Linked DNA regions of Homo sapiens: region 2 is linked to region 1. Evidence: chromatin loops called from intact Hi-C (ENCODE). Cell type or tissue: mammary epithelial cell. All regions are shown on one strand.

Region 1 (8,000 bases):
TCTTTAAGATTCCAGTGAAACTCAACCTTGACCTCAGTGCTGTGGGGAATCAGAGAGCAGCCAGGGGAAACGACTGGAAAGAGGCTGGGTGGTAACTGGGCACAGTGGCTCATGCCTGTAATCCCAGCATTTTGAGAGACAAAGGTGGGAGGATCACTTGAGGCCTAGAGTTTGAGACCAGTCTGGGCAACATGGTGAGACCCCCGTCTCTACAAAATATTTTTAGAATTAGCCAGGTGTGGTGGTGCGTGCCTGTAGTTCCAACTGCTCAGGAGACGGAGGCAGGATGGTTGCTTGAGCTCACGAATTTGAGGCTGCAGTGAGCCATGATTGGCCGTTGCACTCCAGCCTGGGCAAAAGAGCAGGACCCTGTCTCTCAAGGCTGAGAGGGTACCAAGTGCCCACATGGTATCCAGCAGACCAGGACCCAGAGCTGGTCTGTCTATACCAGCCACGAACCTTGGACAAGGAAGGGACTTTGCTAGCTAATAAAAATAAGCTGGACTGACTGACTGAGCTGGACTTTCCCCATCTGTTGGGGGAGACTATTGTAGCCACTGAGGATGAAACTGATTCAGGGCTGGCAGCCTGTCGTACTGTGCTGGCACCTGGAAATGCTAAGTCAATGCCACGGTCCAGTCTGAACATCCTGGGACCCCTCCACTCAGGGTGCACCAGTCCTAATGCACCTGTGGAGCTCGGCGATTTTGTAACCACACTGCTGCACTGGGATCTATTTTTCCCGGTGAATGAAAAACTCACAAATGTGAGTGATTTAGGCTGGAGGTCCGCAGCCCCACGGCGCAGAGGCTCCCCAGCATGTGGTGTGAGTAAGGGGCTGGTGGCTTTCTGTCCAGCTGCCTCCCACTTCAAGAAGTCTTTGGCAACTGCCATGCCCCAAAGTAAAAGGGGCAAAACCATGGTCATTGTGCTGATAATCGGGCCTCGTGGGTCCTCTGAGCAGAACCCCAGCCCCGCCTCACTTTCTGTAAATGAGCCATCTCCACTGGCACCTCGTGTCAAGGAAGGGTGAACCAGGACAGGGCTAAAGGGATTGCCAATGGACAGCCCAGAAGACAGGTCATAAACCGCCCAACTGGCTCGATGTCTGGAGTCGGTCACACCTCGAAGACACTGTTTTCCTAACTTTCACGTACACGGGAATCTTGTTCCAATGCAGATTCTGATTCAGTGGGTCCAGGGCAGGGCCTGAGATCCTGAATTTCTTTTCATTTGTGTGTGTGTGTGTCTGTGTGTGTTTGTTTGTTTGAGATGGAGTCTCGCTCTGTCACACAGGCTAGAGTGCAGTGGCACGATCTCGGCTCACTGCAACCTCCACCTCCCGGGTTCAAGCGATTCTCCTGACCTCAAGTGATCTGGCTTAGCCTCCCCAGGTAGCTGGGATTATAGGTGCCATTACCACACCCAGCTAATTTTTGTGTTTTCAGTAGAGACAGGGTTTCCCCATGTTGGCCAGGCTGATCTTGAACTCCTGACCTCAGGTGATCCTCTGCCTCTCAGAGTGCTGGGATTACAGGTGTGAGCCACCACGCCCGGCCAAGATCCTGAATTTCTAATAGGCTCCCAGGTGCTGCTGATGTGCTCTGCAGATCACCCTGTGAGGAGCAGGGTTCTAAGGCAAACAGCCCCAATCAACAAAGCTGAAAGCACTTATTTAGCTTCCTGGGGGACATTTTTTGGTGGTAGTGGCCTCCTTTATAGACTTTTGCCCTGGTGACCTATAAAAGAAAGAAGATAGATCCTAGCAGTTGCCCCCTGCCAGTACTTTTCTCCTGCTGGTATCAGAGACACTGCCTTCTAATACAGAGACACAGTATTTCTCCTCTCGCACGACTGCTGCCATGGTTGTGAGTCAAGACTCCCTGCCTAGACTACATGGTGGCCACCTACTCTTAACATTGAACCACAACCATCAAAAATCACTTGTGGCCAGGTGTGGGTGGCTCACACCTGTAATCCCAGCACTTTGGGAGGCCGAGGCGGTTGGATCACCTAAGGTCAGAAGTTCAAGACCAGCCTGGCTAACATGGCACAACCCAGCTCTACTAAAAAAAATACAAAAAAATTAGCTGGGAGTGGTGGCGTAGTGCACGCCTGTAACCCCAGCTACTTAGGAGGCTGAGGCAGGAGAATCACTTGAACCCAGGAAGTGGAGGTTGTAGTGAGCTGAGATTATGCCACTGCTGCACTCCAGCCTGGGTGACAGAGCACGAAACTGTCTCAAAACAAAACAAAAAAAACTTGTTATTCCAACCTGAATACTTTTTTTTTTTTTTTGAGACGGAGTTTCACTCTTTTTGCCCAGGCTGGAGTGCAATGGCGCGATCTCAGCTCACCGTAACCTCCGCCTCCCAGGTTCAAGCAATTCTCCTGTCTCGGCCTCCCGAGTAGCTGGGATTATAGGCGTGAGCCACCGTGCCCTGCTAATTTTGTATTTTTAGTAGAGACGGGGTTTCTCCACATTGGTCAGGCTGGTCTCGAACTCCTGACCTCAGGTGATCTGCCTGCCTCAGCCTCCCAAAGTGCTGGGATTACAGGCATGAGCCACCTCGCCTGGCTTACTCTTTTTTTTTTTTTTTTTTTTTTTGAGGCAAAGTCTTGCTCTGGCGCCCAGACTGCAGTACAGCGGCATGATCTAGGCTCACTACAACCTGGGCCTTCCAGATTCAAGTGATTCTCATGCCTTGGCCTCCTGAGTAGCTAGCATTACAGGCATGTGCCACCAAGCCTGGCTAATTTTTGTATTTTTTCAGTAGAGATGGGGTTTTGCTGTGTTGGCCAGGCTGATCTGGAACTCCTGGCCTCAAGTGATACGCCCACCTCAGCCTCCCAAAGTGCTGGAATTACAGGCATGAGTCACCATGCTTGGCCCCAACCTGAGTTCTCTTAAATAATATCTGCATTCCATATACATAATCACCATCACCAGTGAGGCAACTCCAATCAGATAAACAGTAATGTATACCTTTCTCTACTCCTCCAATTAAAAAAAAAAAAACCTTCAATATAGTGATATTGAATATTGGCCTCATCGAGGTCTTGGTAGCACTCTGTAGATCAACATGCCAAAGAGAAAACAAACTTCCACTCAACACAAAGCCAGAATGTGTATCAATAGCACGGGGCTGGGGAGGAGAAGGGTATCAGGAGGGAGAAAAGCATTATAGCAGCTTCCCGGTTCACAAGTTGAATTTGTCTACACATAAGACCAGATGACAGAGCTTCTGATAAAGTCCAGCTGACCAAAGAAATCATTTCAAGTGAGGCCATCAGCGTCAAGTCATCATGTGATGTTGTACTGAGTCAGTCCACATCACCAGCCATTTGGGGATCTACAGTGTCTCAGTATCCTGTGGACAGAGAAGCTCAAGCGCACCCTGATGGTTTTTTTCACTCTACCTTGAGGCCCCAACCTCTGATCAGTCATGCACCTCTAACAAAGATGGGCCAGGCCTCCCCTCGGTCAGCAGAAATGGATTCTTTCCACCTCACCACAAAATACTTCACGTTATTCTAGAAACACCTGGCAGATGAGAAGCTAGGAGTCACAGGATCCGTCCCTCTGTTTGTGTGGGTGGTCAGTTTCAACTCCTTAAAAGCCATCCTTCTGGCCAGGCACAGTGGTTCACACCTGTAATCCCAGCAACTTCCTAGCACTTTGGGAGTCCGAGGCAGGTGGATCACCTGAGGCCTGGAGTTCGAGACCAGCCCCATCTCTACTAAAAATAAAAAAATCAGCCAGGCATGGTGGTGCATGCCTGTAAGTCCAGCTCTTGGCGCATGCCTGTAATTCCAGCTACTCGGAGGCTGAGGCAGGAGAATTGCTTGAACCTGGGGTGCAGAGGTTGCAGTGAGCAGAGATCGCCCCATTGCACTCCAGCCTGAGCAACAAGAGTGAAACTCTGTCTCAAAAAAAAAAAATCCTTCTTTTGGCCTGCCTGAAACAGCCTGAGTCTACCTGCTATCAATTAGGATAGAAATTGAAACCTGCTACCCGGTGTGAAAAGTTCTCTCCTTCTCAAAAGTAAGGGCTAAATATATGCCTTTATTTGTGGCTCCTCTGTGGGCAGAGCCAGGATGGTTCCTGCACGGTCTCACCCCCTCCTCCTCTCGCCATTACATCTGAGCCACCACTGCCCTCTCCAGCCCCTGCCCCACCTGGCCAGGTCCCTTCCCGAGCAGCTATCACCTTGAAGTGGTGTTTATCCGCCCAAAGGAGAATGTGAACGTTGGCATTTTCTTCCAGGGGAAACACGGAGAGTTGCTTCTGCCTTGTTTGGATGCTACTAATATTTGGGAAAACCACTCTCTGCTGCCTGACTTGACCGAGCCGCAGTACCCAGGTCAGCTCGGCGGTCCTCTTGCGCCATCTAGTGTACGAAAGGTGGAAGTGGCTCAAGCACGTTGCAAAGTCCCACAGGGATTCCAAGATCCACCTGGTACTTACCAAGCATCAGCCCAAACACTCTGGACACGGAGAGGTGTGGCGCCTTTTAAAGGAGACACGTGGAATTAAATTTGCTAATCACTTCTCGTGGACTGGGCGGGCACTCCAACTGTATTTACTGAGCCAAATGATAAAGAGTTGATCTCTGGATTCATCTGTACTCAACATGAAGTGGTACTATTTAAAAGATCATTTAGGCAGCATGAACTTGTGTAGTATAAGAATTGACACTTGGCCAGGCGTGGTGGCTCCCGCCTATAATTCCAGCACTTTGGGAGGCCAAGGCGGGTGGATTGCCTGAGTTCAGGAGTTCGAAACCAGCCTGGGCAACACGGTGAAACCCCCATCTCTACTAAATACAAAAAATTAGCTGGGTGTGGCAGCATGCACCTGTAATCGCAGCTACTCAGGAGGCTGAGGCAGGAGAATTGCTTGAACCCGGGAGGTGGAGGTTGCAATGAGCCGAGATCACGCCATTGCACTCCAGCCTGGGCAACAGAGCAAGACTCTATCTCCAAAAAAATTAAAAAAAAAAAAAAGAAAAGAATTGACACTCTTCAGCTTGCCTCCCACACCTCTGAAAACCAGAAAGTTCCAGCTGGGAAAAGGTAAGGCAGCTTGCTCCCATATCCCAGAGGTTCAGAAAGGGAACTTTGGTGAACATCAGTCATGTGGGAGCTTTAAATCTCCACTGCCCCGGCACACCTCAGGCCAACTAGTTCAGACCCCTGCAGTGGGAACCCGGCCTCAGAATTTTTTAAAGCTCCGCATGTGATTCCAGTGAACAGCAAAGCCGCCAACCACTGCTACAGCCTTTACCATCAGAGGCTTGGAAGGCAAAGACGTCCAGTGACACAGGTCTCAGACATGGCACGAGAAGCACAGGTCTACGCTGCCTGTCCCAAACACAGTCGCCTTAGACCCAACCTGCTTCCTCTGTGACATCCCAAACTCTCTCTTATCTGTCAACAGTTTAGTCTCCCTTTGTGATTATCACAGTAAAAACTGGAATTGTTGACTGTCCCAAGCATTACTGAGTGGGGTCTTTGCCGTTCTGGTCTTGGCCCTATCTTCTGAATCTGGGCATTAGGAAGAGATTTCAGGGTTCTGAGCAGTTTCTATGGCACCGAGACAATGCTTTCAACTGCAACAGGAGAGCCTCTCCCCTGAGACGAATTCCACGGAAACGAGAAAAGGCCTGCTTTGGGCTCACTCACCCCTTCTCAGCCCTCTAATAACAGCTATGCCCTGTATGAGATATGAGCTGTCAGTGTGATGAGAAGCGGGCTGTAAAACTGAAATGGGACCATTTGAGGCGAGGCTGCAGCGAGAGAGACTGGCTCACTCTGCCCTGCAGCAGGGCCAGGGAGTGGAGTTGCCTGGTTCCTCCAGAACAGCCTGCAAGGTGAAGTAGTCACTCGGCCTTTCACAAAGCAAAACCAGACAACATAAACTGCTTGAAGGTGGCGGGTCCCCTCCCTTACCCTAGACTGCCTAACTTAGGAGGCAGAAACAGGTATCACTCACACATCAGAGGCAGGAACTCAGACACCAGACACTGCTGGCTTCTAATCCCTGCCACGTGATGTGGGAGAAGTCAGTTGACCCGTCTATGCCTCAGTGTCTTCAACTCTAACAAAAGATGGAATACCTGCCTCATAGAGCTATTGTGACAATTAGATGAGAAAGAGGGATATCCCACCGGGTACCAGGAGGACACAGTGGCTCTAAGTCCCACTCCACCTTTTTTTTTTTTTTTTTTTTTTACAGTCAGGGTCTCACTTGTCGCAGGTGGGCGACAACCATTTGAGCCAGTGGCATGCAGGGGTAAAAGAATTTACCAAGACAGCTGTAGGTAAAGAAAGGCAGATTTACGCGAGGAAGAATGAAAACACGTTGTTAGGAGGCAACGGGCAGATCAGCGGAGGAGGAGCTGACTGCCAGAGACAAAGGCTCCTGGAGATTTTATAGGATGGTTTCGGCTACATAGGGCTGCGCACAATACTGATAACGCCAGGGCTGCAAGGAGCTAACGTGCATTTTTCTATCAGCCAAGGTGTCTGATGATAAACGGAAGTGTTTGATGTTAAGTTGGGTGCAGGAGGATTGTGGGTAATGTACGTTATCTGCACTGGAGGGCTATGTGTCCTGGACCATGAAGAAAGGTAGGCCGGTAACTTATCTGCTTTATCTTTAACTCCCTCAGTCCCGCCAGCCTGACTCCTTTGCCCTAAATAGGACTCCACAGATTTGTCATCCAGGCTGGAGTGCAGCTGTGTGATCACAGCTCACTGCAGCTTCGAACTCCTGGACTCATGCCATCCTCCTGCCTCAGCCTCCAGAGTAGCTAGGACTACAGGCATGCAGCACCACACCCAGCTATTTTTTTATTATTTTTTGTAGAGACGCGGGGCAGGGGGTCTCACTATGTTGCCCAGGCTGGTCTCAAACTTCTGGCCTCAAGTGATCCTCCCACCTCGGATAGTAACAGCACCTGCTACTATCTACCTTGTGGAGTGGTAGCCTTACATTTTTATTAAATACATTCTATTTTGGGGAGTTTTTTGTTTTTTTGAGATGGAGTCTCACTCTGTTGCCTGCGCTGAAGCGCAGTGGCATGATACCAGCTCACTGCAACCTCCACCTCCTGGGTTCAAGTGATTCTCCTGCCTAAGTCTCCGGAGTAGCTGAGATTACAGGTGCCCGCCACCACACCCAGCTTATTTTTTGTATTTTTAGTAGAGACAGGGTTTCACCATGTTGGCCAGGATGGTCTCGATCTCCTGACCTCGTGATCTACCCGCCTCGGCCTCCCAAAGTGCTGGGATTACAGGCGTGAGCCACCGTGCCTGGCCCAGGTGTTTTTTTTTTTTTTTAATTTTCTTATAGCCTAATGTTAAAACTACATAGAATAAAAGGATATTAAAACAAGAAAATAGTGAAAGGTTACAACAGGAAGATGAGAAACACCCTCTGAAAGGTGAGAGGGATGAGCACGGGAGAGAAATGTCTGCTGGTGGGGGCAGGTGCTGGCGTGCTGTCAGTGGAACTCTAGCATGTCTGGGGGACACTGGCATGTGTTGTGTGGGGGACACTGGCGTGTTGTGCAGGGGACACTGGCATGTCGTGTGGGGGACACTGGCGTGTTCTGTGGGGGCAATGGTGTGTTGTGTGGGGACACTGGCGTGTCGTGTGGGGGACACTGGTGTGTACACGGGACACTGGCGTGTCGTGCGGGGGGACACTGGCATTTTCTGTGGGGGCAATGGCATGTTGTGTGGGGGACACTGGCGTGTTGTGTGGGGGCAATGGCGTGTCGTGTGGGGACACTGGCGTGTCGTGCGGGGGACACTGGTGTGTACACGGGACACTGGCGTGTCGTGCGGGGGGACACTGGCATGTTCTGTGGGGGCAATGGCATGTTGTGTGGGGGACACTGGCGTGTTGTGTGGGGGACACTGGCATGTCGTGTGGGGGACACTGGCGTGTTCTGTGGGGGCAATGGCGTGTTGTGTGGGGACACTGACGTGTT
Region 2 (8,000 bases), 410 kb before region 1:
CTAGCATGATCCGAGGGTGGAATTTCCAGTCCTTTGAAGTCTAAACATGAAGCAGAGGACATGCAAACCCTTACTGCACATTCTTTATAGATTATCCAGCATCATTTCATGGTTGGTGATCTCTTATCAGGCAAAAGGGAAGGAGCATTGCAGCTGCTTGATGTCAGTGGTGGAGTCTTTTGAAAGGGCTTGTTTCTGTTTAGCCCTTAGGGAAGGAAGCCTAATTTTGGTGAGTGAGGGAGGGGGCTGTATTAGTCAGAGTTCTCTAGAGGGACAGAACTAATAGGATAGATGTATACATAAAGGGGAGTTTACTAAGGAGTATTGACTCACACGATCACAAGGTGAGGTCCCACAATAAGTTGTCTGCAAGCTGAGGAGCAAGGAAGCCTGTCTGTCCCAAAATCTCAAAAGTAGGGAAGCCGACAGTGCAGCCTTCAGTCTGTGATTGAAGGTCCAAGGGTCCCAACGTTGAAGAACTTGGAGTCAGATGTTCAAGGGCAGGAAGCATCCAGCATGGCAGAAAGATGAAGGCAGGAAGACTCAGCCAGTCTTGTCCTTCCATGTTTTCCTGCCTGCTTTTATCCTGGCTGCGCTGGCAGCTGATTAGATGGTGCCCACCCAGATTGAGGGTCTGGGTCTGCTTTTCCCAGTCCACTGACTCAAATATTAGTCTCCTTTGGCAACACCCTCACAGACACACCCAGGATCAATACTTTACATCCTTTAATCCAATCAAGTTGACACTCAATATTAACCATCATAGAGGTATAATGAGGCATGTCCAACCTCCCATCCCCTCGTGGATGAGAACTCAGTTTTCAAGGTTACTCTGGAGCCCTCTTAGCCAAGAGAATATCCATTCAATCAGTTGAGGGGACTTCAAATTTTATTTTTGGTTTATAGGTGGAAGACTCAGAGCCCATCAGGAAAGCACGAAGAAAGCAAACTAAAAAAGAGAAGGTGGTGGACACTTGGAATAATAAAAAAACAATCTTCTTAGAATTGTGTTTCCTTAAACTTTGGGAAAGTTAAAAAAACAACTCTCTGCTTTCAAACACTAACTTGGGAGAAACAAAGTCTGACTGTCTGCTGGTGACGGATTATCAACACCAAGTGCAGTAAACCTCATTAATTTTCCCTAATTGGGCAGAAAGTTTTGGAAAAGTCTGAAGTACAGAAACAAATTCAACTTAATTTCAAGTTCATATGGTAACAAGGATGACAGGGCCTCAGGAAGGGAGAGAGCAGAATGTCTCAGAGAATTTTTTAAGGGTTTCAATAATAGATATTTTTAAGTCATTAGGAATTAGAACACTCCCTGATTCACAGAAGCATTTAAATACAAAATGGTTTTACATGTGTTTAGAAACCTTTGTTGGCCTCCAACCTTAAGAAGACTAAATATTTCCCTTGTTTATACTTTTAATTTGCTTGGCAAACCCTTCCCCCGCTTCAAGCCCTAATATATAAATGCACTTCACCAGCATTTTAAATTTATCCCCGATTCTGAATTAGTGGACTTCTCACTGGCCAAGATTGCATGTTTTTTTCCCTCAAAATCCTCAATACTTTTATGCTCCCAGGAAATGTACCTGTCAATATGTCATGTGCATTCTCTCATTTTCTTAAAAGCAGGAACTAAGTTTCATTTTTCACCCTGGATTCTAAAGCAGTTGGAGAGCTTGAAAGTGAAGGGACTGTCAGAGAGGGAGCAAATACATCTAACCATGGTGAAAAGGTGATGAAAGACTTGTGCCTACATTTCCTCAATTTGTTCTTAAAATAATTGTTGACACACTCTGATTGAGGACCAACTCTTGATTTTCCAAGGCTTAGGTCACGGAGATTGGGAACAAAAGACACAGTTATTTTAAAACACAAATGTGAGCAATTAGTTCCCATTTTTTGCTCTTAATATTTTCACAGATATTAATAAGTAGCTAAGTTGACTTCTTTGAATTTGGTATTTTGCTCCTTCCCCCTGCCCACTCTCTTACAGGTATGCAGTTGGACAGTGAGCTAGTTAAGAGGAATGACATGAAGAAAATTTGAAAATATCACCCAGGCTATGTAAGGTCTATGGGCATTTCTGATAGACCAAACAAATCAACAGTGGATTTAAAGGGGAAAAAGATATGTGTGATATTGGGAGGGTATCTTAGTTTGTTCTCACACTGCTATAAAGAAATATCTGAGACTGGGTAATTTATAAAGAAAAGAGGTTTAACTGGCTAATGGTTCTGCCGGCTGTACAGGAATCATAGAAGCTTCTGATTCTTGGGAGGCCTCAGGAAACTTACAACAATGGTGGAAGCCACAGGGGAAACAAGGTACTTTGCATGGCCAAAGGAGGAAGAAGAGAGAGAAGGCAGAGGTGCTACACACTTTTAAACCACAGGATCTCATAATTCCCGCACTCACTATCACGAGAATAGCACCTAGAAGATTGTGCTAAACCATGAGAAACTGCTCCCACGATCCGATCACCTCCCACCAGGCCCCACCTCCAGCACTGGGGATTACAATTTGACATAGGAGTTGGGCAGGGACACAAATGCAAACCATATCATTCCATCCCTGGCCCCTCCCAAATGTCATGTCCTTCTCTTACTGCAACAGAGGGGAGGAGACTAAAACTGGGGAGTGTGGCAGATAGCATCAGTGTTACAACAGTGTCCCCACGCACTCACGGTCCATATCACAGTCAGACGCGATACTCTTTACCTGCTATATAAACACAGACAACTCCCAACCTCCTCCCTCATGGAATTCACCCTTACAGTGTACCACTGGGAGGCTGGAGGTGCTGGAAAGTTAATGTCCCTGGAGCAGCTCTCAGCCCAGAATGAGTGGGAGTTGGAGGACAAATACTCAGCTTTTCTCCCCTTAGGGCAGGACAGCTCTGAAAGCATATTCTACCCTATTGTTCAATGACACATCTTGCAAATGAGTCACTGACCAGCCTTTGTTCTGGACTACCTTGTCAAGGATGTCTGTATAGAAAAACAGCTTTGGAACATAGAGATAATACCTCCCTCTGGAATGAAGAGCAGGCATGCTTACTGCCCATTATATGAGACTTGGGTTCCCTAAGTACAAAGTTCCCACCCACTGATTGTGTAAGCAAAATCTAGGCCCCATTGTACCATGACCATGGGACTAGGGGGGCAAGGAGAACCAACACAGTAATGCTCATGCTGCCTGTTGCGCTGAAAGGAATAGAGGCCTTTGTCTCTGATATAATGGTCTCACACCATCTGCCAGCATCCATGGCATGTGGCAGGCCAACTCATTAGCTTCTAAGTATGGGGAAGATCTCAGATCCATCACAGTTCTTAACTAAACTCATTGACCTCACATCATGGAAAGCAGCCAATTGCAGGATGAAATTTTAATTTGGCTTACATTAAAAAAATAATTTTCTAAGAAAGTTTATTTTAAAACTTTATTATATTGCTCAGATAGGATCAGAATTAAAATGGAATATTTTGAGAAATGGATCTCCTGTGTCTTTGTAGCCACAAAATTTGAAGTTGAACCACTCAAGTACCCAGCAAGTGGCAGACATACCATGAGCAATAGAGTTAATACAATGATTATCTCAGATTGTGTTGTTGTTTAAAGATTCAGGAGACAAGTCCAGCTCCCCTTCCTGAGAATGAATGCAGCCTACAGGAATGAGGAACTGTGAACTTCCGGGGTATATAGTAATGGGTATATACACAGTGTACATAATAACAGCCAAATACAATGAGTTCATAACTTTTGCTTCTCACTTGTGACCCTATAGGTCAATATTTATATTTTATTTGTTTATGAATTTATTTATTACAGCATAAAAAAGTCTATCTTATTAAGCATATGCCTTAAAATGATGAATGAAGGAAAAACATAATTAATGATGGAAAAGAGAAAAGTTGTTGAGACACGTAATCTTTTGCAAGTTGAACGGGAAGAGCAAACACACGTCTGGCACTGGGATTGGCGATGGGCTTCAAGTCCGAAGCATTTTCATACTTATTCATAGGTGACCAGACCATGTGCAGAACAGAAAGACGAAGCATTAGGAGGTTCATCATCTCTGCAGCCCCATGGAAAGCGGTTACCTCTATTTCACAGATCATTGAAAACAAATCAGATCCCAGTATGGCTTAAGAACCTTGGTTTTGCTTTCACTAAAATTTCTCATACATGGTAATAAAAAGTATTTCAGAAAAAGCTCTTTCTAGACTACCTATAAAAAAGGGCTTATTTTACTACCACTGGTGCTCTCTACACTTAAAAGTTTCCCAATCACATAAGGCACAAAGTTAGGACAACATTGAAAAAGATAGTTATGTAAGCTTCACTGCGGGCAAAATAAACTTCACTTCGGGCACAATAAGCTTCACTTCAAATCAGAGACGGAAGAAAGACCCAAAGCCAGGGAAATAATTTCACCCTTGCTTAATATGCTTTTCAGATTAATCTCAGAATGACACCAAAAGGCCAAGATAAGAAATGCAGGCAGTGAATACAAGCAAAGAGCATTTAATATTAGAAGCTTACATATTGCGTAAGTGATAAAATAGTATGTATTAACAATGTTCTCAATCACCTTAATTTTTCATCATTTTGCTTGTTTGTTTAAGAACTTTCAGTTTCAAACAGAAATAAAATTAGTTTTCTCCCTTGAAAATAGGATATTCATTGCCTGGCCTGATTTTGACATCAATGTTGTAAGTAATTTGGACAACAAACATCCTCAAACACACAGTCGCTTACTAAGTACCTGTGCCACACCAGACATTGTGCTCGATGTTAGGAATTCAAAGAGGAATAAACAGGGCCTATGCCCGTGAGAGCCTGAATTCTGATAGAGACATTTTTTCCCAAGATAAAAAAAAATGAATACGTGACTTAGTTTTTTTTTTTTAATAGGCTCTGAAAATTGGATTTTTTTCCCAAATTTTCTGCAAAATGGAAACCCAGGGAAAAATGAAGACAAGGTTTTATTCAGCAGGTTAATTACATCTTATAACTATGGTAGAAGCTTCCAATTTCCCTACTGGGGTTGGTAGAAAATACACATCAAAATCTCTTACGTCCATGTATGTTCTTTAGGTTACCTCTCACTTTAGTTACTTGGTTTCTTGAAAATCCTTCAACCAGAACAATGAAATGGTCTTAAGTCTGTGTTTGATTGGGCCTTGATGGGGCAATGGAGCCCAAGGCCAAGAGCATCTGCAAAAAAGTGAAAAATGGGATCCTCATAGCCCAGCCTAGATCCCAAAGACAGAAGATCAGCTGTGGATTGAGGACCAAGCCTCCACTGATAATACAGCAGGTTCCTTGGCCCATCCTGTCCTTAACACTAAAGACAGAGTGTGAAGAACCAAATAACGTTGCAGGTATATTCCACAAACTGTTCTCTTTCACACAAATTATTCCAGGGAAAGCTCCCTACCTCAATTTATGACACTGATATAACCTAGGAACCAAAACAAGGACATTAAAAGAAAAATTTACTATAGGCTAATAATCAATCTATCTTATGACTAGAAATGCAAAAATCCTAAATAAAATATTGGTAACCTAAATCCATAAGACTTAAATAAATACATGATGGCCATGTATGATTTATCTCAGCAATACAGGATTAGGTTAACATTAGAAAAATCTCCAAATATAATTCACAGCCCATTACAGGAGAAAAGCTATATGATCACCACAATAGATGCAAAAAAAGCACAAAGGCAAAATTCAACGTCTTGCATGGTAACAAAACAAGTATCCTAAACAAGTTAAGAATGGAAAGAATTCACTTAATATGATGGATGGAATCTATCCAAATTATACAAAATAGTCAAGAATTAGAAGCATTCTCCTAAAGGCAACAAAGCAAGTCAGGAACAAAACGAGAATGCCTACTCTAGCTTCTTCTATTTAACATTGTACCAGAAGGTCAAGATGAGAAGATCACTTGAGCTCATCGGTTCAAGACCAGACTGGGTAATATAGGGAGACTTCATCTCTATTAAAAAAAATAAAACTAAATGACATTGTTCCAGAGATCCTAGCCAGCATGACATGGCATGGCAAAAAAATAATTGATATAATCATCAGAAAGGAAGAAATAAAATTGTCATTATTTGTAGGCTATATGATTATTTACTTAGAAAATTCAAGAGAACCTACAACTTATCAGAGCAAAGAAATAGAGGTAAAGGAATAGCTCAGATGAACTGATTAGAGAGATTAACAACAGACCAACATATGCATGTGCATTTCACATATGGCAGAAGGTCATATAAACCAGTGGGGAAAGAATGAACTATTCAAAAAATGGTTCTGGGTTGACTGACTATCCATTTGGAAAAAAACAACTTTCTTTCATTCCAGTTACAAAAAAATAAATTCCAGATGAATTTGAAAAGGTTTTCTAAATTTAACATTTATGGAAGAAAAATAGAGATTTGTTTTAGAACTCCAAGGCAGAGAAGCATTTCTAAACCAAGGCACAGAAATGACACATAACAAAGAAAAGAGTGATACACTTTTTTGCTATATTAAAATTTGAAATCTCTGTGTGGCACCATAAACAGAGTGAAATCTAGAAGCCAAATACTGGAGAAGACGTGAGCAACACAAATAGCTACAAAAGAGACTTTCTCTTAGGTCTTCTTGGTCAGAAATAGGTCTGGGGAAGCAAGGAATAGGGAGAGATTTGTTGAAGGACACAAAATTATGGCTAGATAGGAGAAATAAGTTCTAGTGTTCTATACCCCTGTAGGATGACTATTGTTGACAATAATATACAGTTTCAAATAACTAGAAGGAGGATATTGAATGTTACCAACACAAAGAAATGATAACTGTTTGAGATGATGGATATGCTAATTACCCTGATCTGATGATTATATATTATATGCATTGAAACATCACCATGTGCCTCATGGATATGTACAATTATTATTTGTCAATTAAAAAATAAAATAAAATAAAATAAATGAGTCTGATGACCATCAATCATTGTTCATCCACAATGAGGAAGACCTGTCTTCCTTTCTTAGCACATTGTCTCTTCACACTTTAACTAAATTGGGTCACTTTTCACAAAAATGAAAGGAGAAAAGTGTTGGCTAAATAAACAATCTACAGCATCTGGCAAAGGCAGTTCATGGGCAATTGACAAAACAGCAAACCAGAATGGCTGATAAACAAATGAAAGTTGTGAACTTCACTAGTAGTTGGAAGAATATAATTTAAGAGAGAGAGGGGTCACCATACAACCAGCATACTGAAGCATTCTAAATCATCTAATAACACCAACTTATTGGGGTTTTATGAAGCCCATCTCTGCTTGCCTGTCTTACAAGCCTCTGAAATTCAATGTGTTCAAAAGCGAACCACTTCCTCCAAACCCTTTCTTCTTCTCAATCCAGTAAATGCTACCACCAAGAACTCAAGGGAAAGACTTGAGTCATCCTTACAACTGTCATAGCCTCAACCCTCTTATCCAGTCATCCTGACAATATCTGTAAACCCTCTGGGTCTGACTCCACACCTCTAGAATCCATCTCCACTGCCTGGGAGATGTCATCATCATTTCCTGCATGGATAACCTTTACATCCACTTAACCAGTCTTTCTTCCTCCTTATCTCACTGCCTGCCAACCATTATTCAGTGAGCAGTGCGACTGACTCTTCCACAATTAAAAACATTCTATAGTCTTTGCTATAAAGATCAAGTTGAAATCCCAAATGGGATGGCCCTTAACAATTCGCCTGTTCCTCTTACAGCCTCATCTACAGTTTCCCCTGTATTTCCCATTCTTACTGTGTTACTTTTCCCTAAGTATAATACACTCATTAGAGTTATTTCAGTGAGGATCTAGTAGCAGTAAATTCATCTAATATTTGTTTGAAATCTTCTCTTATTTTGCTTTCATTCTGGAATGATTGTTTATTCCAGGATAATGGTTATTTAAGCAACAGGAGTTTAATGGCCTCCTTCT

Evidence for each region. A loop is a pair of places that touch in the nucleus more often than their neighbours do. Peaks named below come from ENCODE experiments on the same cell type or tissue, not always from the same donor. Only the 100,000 strongest peaks of a DNase experiment are listed, where the experiment ranks them.
Region 2: a loop joins it to region 1, with 5 times the contacts of the local background. A loop is called at or near these places in 2 of 110 quality-filtered maps.

The regions. Positions count from the first base shown.
Region 1 is chr21:36,024,258-36,032,257 of GRCh38, forward strand. No RefSeq gene overlaps it. Among named protein-coding and RNA genes, the nearest start is that of LINC01436, 23 kb to the left of the region's middle. In mammary epithelial cell, a CTCF peak has its summit at 4,400 (motif pointing left); a DNase peak (open chromatin) is centred at 4,394.
Region 2 is chr21:35,611,856-35,619,855 of GRCh38, forward strand. No RefSeq gene overlaps it. Among named protein-coding and RNA genes, the nearest start is that of MIR802, 100 kb to the right of the region's middle. In mammary epithelial cell, CTCF peaks have their summits at 2,822 and 4,484; DNase peaks (open chromatin) are centred at 206, 2,846 and 7,526; H3K27ac peaks cover 3,889 bases.